Linked DNA regions of Homo sapiens: region 1 is linked to region 2. Evidence: read pairs that join two places in POLR2A ChIA-PET (ENCODE). Cell type or tissue: B cell. All regions are shown on one strand.

Region 1 (2,500 bases), 730 kb before region 2:
TGTCTATTTTTAGTAGAGACAGGGTTTCACCATGTTGGCCAGGCTGACCTCAAGTGATCTGCCCGCCTCGGGCTCCCAAAGTGCTGGAATTACAAGTGTGAGCCACCACGCCCAGCCCTGTAACTAACATTTGATAGTGCTTTACAATTTCAAAGCACTTTTTAAAAATAGAGATGAGGTCGCACTCTGTCGCCCAGGCTAGAGTGCAGTGCCATGATCACAACTCACTGCAGCCTCATCCTCCTAGGCTCAACCAATTTTCCCATCTCAGTCTCTGTAGTAGCTGGGACTACAGGCATGCTCCACCTTGTCTGGCTATTTTTTAATTTTTATTTTTAGTAGAGACAAGGTCTTACTGAGTTTCCTAGGCTGGTCTCGAACTCCTGAGCTCAAAGAATCCTCCCACTTCAGCCTCCCAAAGTGTTGGGATTCCAGGTGTGAGCCATTGTGCCTGCCCTCAAAGCACTTTTGTGAACATCCTTATTTATACATGTAGCATTTCATGAACATGTATTATATACCAGGAAATGGGCTCTGTACAACCCAGTAAAAAAGGTAGCAGGGTTTTCCTGTTTTACAAAGAAAATCACCTCTCTTGTCTCAAAGAGGTGATTTGACTTATCTGAGGTTATCCAGCTACTAAAACATCACTTAATCCATATTGAGTTTTTTGACCTAAAATTTCACATCCTTTTCACCGTGTCTCTCTCTTTTGTGATCAGTGCAATCCCTGGAGAATAGAGCTGTGTGTGTTCTTTAAGACAACACTAGAAGGAAGATATTTGGGACCTTTCCCTAGCCTGAGAAACCATCACTGCTTGCCTGGCCACAGCAAGGAGGCATGGGCAGGGAAGGACCTTGACTTTCCTCCCTAGGGTTCAGCAGGGTTGGTAGTAACCTAGTCAGCTCTCAGGAACCACACAGGCTTGTGCTGGTTATTCAGACAGATTACTAAATTGTTCATTAGCTCCCATCACAGATAGAATAGTGGCTCCTGATGACAGGGACCTACTCTTGTAGCATTTAAAAGGCTCTGGTTTGGCCAAGCACCAGTGGCTTATGCCTGTAATCCCAGCACTTTGGGAGGCTGAGGTGGGAGGATCCCTTGAGCCTAGGAGTTCTAGACCAGTCTGGGCAACATTGCAAGACCCCATCTCTAGCCAAAAAAAAACAAAAAAAAAGGCCCTGGTTCCTTCAGGGAACCATCTTTCTTGCTGAGTCTAGTAGCTGGGATCCACCAATTAGGTTGTACACTGTCTTCATTGGCTCCTGGGGCACACTACTCCTCCTTCAGGAGCATGAACAACCCCATTCTACTTCACCACCACCACACACTTTCATCCAACTCAAAGGTACTTCTTAAGTGCCTCTCTCCCTTCTCCCTCAGAAGAAAATTCATTTCAGAAGCAAATTCATTACACATCATTTCTTTCATTTTTGGCCTGTGGATAGGAGCAAAGCTGTATTCAGACTAACCGGGCCCAGGTACAAACAACCTGTAGCTCATTCTACCTCTGATTCATCTCTTGAATTCTGTTTCTGAACAACTAGCCTTCCCTGCCTGTTAATCTTCTGAGCATAGTTGTGTTTAATACTTTTTACTTCCTCATTTGAGGTGACATAGCTGTCTAAGGTCAGCTGTGCTCCTTCTTTGAGGCAGAAACTGCCTTTTTAGGAATCTTTTCCTTGGTCTGAAACCATGAAAATACAAAGCATAGCTGGGTGTGGTGGCTCACGCCTATAATCCAAACACTTTGGGAGGCTGAGGCGAGTGGATCATGTGGTCAGGAATTCGAGACCAGCCTGGCCAATATGGTGAAACCCCGTCTCTACTAAAAAAAATATAAAAATTAGCCGGGTGTGGTGGTGGGCACCTGTGGTCCCAGCTACTCAGGAGGCTGAGGCAGAAGAATCGCTTGAACTCAGGAGGTGGAGGTTGCAGTGAGCTGAGATTGTGCCACTGCACTCCAGCTTGGGTGACAGAGCGAGACTCTCATCTCAAAAAAAAAAAAAAAAAAAAGAAAAAAAATACAAAGCCCTAGTTCTTGAGTATATGGAGGCATTTCTGCAGTTAAGGGAGTGAGCAGCTTTGGATAGTAACTGAAGTTGCTCAGTAAGTCCTGAGCAAAGACCCTGGTGTCCCCATTGATGTGAGAATAAAGGATTCTGGTGATCAGGACCATTAAGGCCAGAATCTCTGTGTCAGCTGCACTAACCTTCTCTCCTTTCCCCAGGTTGGTTTATAAGTGGTTCCTGCTAATCTATAAAATCAGCTATGCCACTGGCATTGTTGGCTACATGGCTGTCATGTTTACCCTCTTTGGTCTTAACTTATTATTCAAGTGAGTACCCTTTGTTTTTGTTTTTGCTGGAGTTTGGGGAGGAGTGACTGTTGAGATGTACCTCTTGTTGCAAGTCGTGGTTATTAACAGGAGGGACGTAATATCCAGGATAGGAGACTTGGGTGCTGTGGGGGGATGGGAGAAGACAGGCTCTCCAT
Region 2 (2,500 bases):
AGCTCACTGCAGCCTCAAACTCCCGAGTTCAAGTGATCCTCTGACTTCAGCCTCCCGAGTAGGTGGGTCTCAAGGTGTAGAGACTGGGTCTTGTTATGTTGCCCAGGCTGGTTTTGAACTCCTGGCATCAAGCAATCCTCCCACCTCGGCTTCCCAAAGCAATCCTTTAACTCTAAAACCACATTTCCCTTCTCTGAAAGTCTTCCTTGACCCTCCTTTATGCTGCTCTCCATTAAGACCTTCATACAAATGGCTGGGTGCAGTGGTTCACACCTGTAATCCCAGCACTTTGGGAGGCCAAGGCGCGCGGATCACGAGGTCAGGAGATCGAGACCATCCTGGCTAACACAGTGAAACACCATCTCTACTAAAAATACAAAAAAATTAGCCGGACGTGGTGGCAGGCGCCTGTAGTCCCAGCTACTCAGGAGACTGAGGCAGGAGAACAGCATGAACCCGGGAGGTGGAGCTTGCAGTGAGCCGAGATCGCGCCACTGCACTCCAGCCTGGGGGACAGAGCAAGACTCCGTCTCAAAAAAAAAAAAAAAAAAAAAAAGATCTTCATACAAATTATTCTAAATGACATTTTTCAAAGTATCTCCTTTGTGCCAAGATCTGAACCCTGACTCCAAAGTTTATGAGCTTCTTAGGACACTTGGCTACTTCCACATCACCTTCTACTATACTTGTCTCTTCTCCAGGTGTAGATAAAAGTTAACCAAACCCTTTCCTCTTCTGTGTGAAGAGCTGGCCTTCGGCTAGGTTTCCAGCTCTGTTCCCCTAGAAACCTGCAAACGGTGGCGTGTCAGCCCTGTTACCAGGCAACCACTGCCTTTGGCAGCATGGCCTGTGGAGGAACAGCATCTGGACGGAGAGAAACTATAAGCAGATTCTATATCTGGTAGAGAAACCGGAGCTTTGAGCTTCGCTCAGTGTGGTGACTTGCAAACTGGGCACATCGCACACAGGGAGTTGAAGCCACACCTGTGGGGATGTTAGAAAACTACTGGCCCCTTAGGTAAGAGCTTTCAAAGCCAGGATGGCTCCCTATGAGTCACTATCCACTGTGAGACCCAGTCCTTCACTCCTGAGCTGTCACTTGGAGGGCCACAGAGAATGGCTCCTGGACAGCTGCATGGGCTGTGGCTCGGATCGCTTCAAAGACCCCATGGCAGACGAAGGCCTGCCACTGCCCTGGCGGCAAGCTGCTCCCTACCCAACGGGCCTCTCTGGGAATCTGGGGCCAAGGGGTGGGCCTGTGGGAGTCTTGAGTCGGAACGTACTCTCACAGCTGGACCTATGAAGACCCCCTGGTGGGCACTGCACCAGGCCGTCTCCCCTACATGACCTGAGTCCCTTTGGGGCAGGGGCAGCATCTGACTTGGTACCCCCGCAGCCCAGTCAGTAGCAATAGCATGTGGACAAGGTGGGTGGACAGGTGGGCAGGTGGAAGGGAAGGCAACGGAAGGGGTGAACGATGACCAAGCAACTGAGGGAGTGCCTGAAGGCCCAAGAGCATGAGCTGGGGTGCTGGCCCCAGCTGGTCACCTGCGATTCCCTTAGAGACTTCTTGATGGGCAAATCAATCCATCACTGCTGCCTCCCAGAGCCCAAGAGGAAGGCGCCTTGGAAACCCGGCCTGGGATCAGCAGAGAGCAGAATTCCAAGCTGTCAGGCCAGGGCCAGTCAGACCTCAGTCCAGGGAGGTGGGGACAGGTGCCATCTCTCCAATGCCAAGCAGGATTGAGGGAGCCTGGCTCCCAAAGCTCCCCCAGGTCTGAGGGCCAGAGCTGAGGGGAAGGTGGTAACCATAAATAAAAACTGCCCACCTGCTCGTCCGCATCCCTGGGGTCCGGCAGCATCAGCCCCCCTCCTCTGGCACCACAGTGCATCTCCCATCACTGTCCTGATCAACTGCGACGGGTCTGTGCATCTTGGGCAGCAGGCACGTTCCCTGAAGCAAGCTCCACACCCTCCTTCCTCATTGGGGTAACTCCAGCACTCAGCAGGGACTTACAAACACCTGGATTCATTAATTGTGTGTATGCGTGTCTACATGTGTGTGTTCCCAGCCATTTTCTGAGCACTTGACATGGATTCTTCATTCATCTACTCACAGCGCTCTGTAAGGCTTGTCATGATTCCACTTTACAGAGGAGAAAACCGAGGCACAGGGATGCTAGGTTATTTGTTCTTGGTGCCACAGCTGGGATGTGAACCCTGGCAGCCCAGTACCACAGCTGAGCAAATGAGGCCATGCCAGGGTCCCAGGGCTCCTCTGAGGCCAGCCTCCTCCCATGGGCAGCCAGGTCTCAGGACCCATCTGAGAGGGAACACATCACTGCCCTGCCCACGGCAAGAAGGGAGAGGGAAACAGATGCAAAGGGCTCCTCTCCCAGCAGAGCTTCCACAGGGAAGGGACCGTGTCTCACGAAGGTGGAACACAGGGGCCTCTCGGAAGCATCTGGGAAATTCTAGCCACCTTCTCCAGGAAGTCTCC

The links. ChIA-PET counts read pairs that join two places held together with the same protein. Peaks named below come from ENCODE experiments on the same cell type or tissue, not always from the same donor. Only the 100,000 strongest peaks of a DNase experiment are listed, where the experiment ranks them.
Region 1: POLR2A ChIA-PET joins it to region 2 with 5 read pairs; 2 of 35 experiments call an interaction of 5 or more read pairs at or near these places.

The regions. Positions count from the first base shown.
Region 1 is chr11:71,984,770-71,987,269 of GRCh38, forward strand. RNF121 (ring finger protein 121) reads left to right here. Exons shown (of 9, transcript NM_018320.5): 5 at 2,235-2,342. Among named protein-coding and RNA genes, the nearest start is that of IL18BP, 13 kb to the right of the region's middle. In B cell, no CTCF peak of the experiment used is centred here; a DNase peak (open chromatin) is centred at 1,512; H3K27ac peaks cover 1,225 bases.
Region 2 is chr11:72,715,640-72,718,139 of GRCh38, forward strand. All of the region lies in intron 3 of ARAP1 (ArfGAP with RhoGAP domain, ankyrin repeat and PH domain 1), which reads right to left. Among named protein-coding and RNA genes, the nearest start is that of ARAP1-AS2, 16 kb to the left of the region's middle. RefSeq lists enhancers at 1,485-1,985, 2,290-2,500. In B cell, no CTCF peak of the experiment used is centred here; no DNase peak of the experiment used is centred here.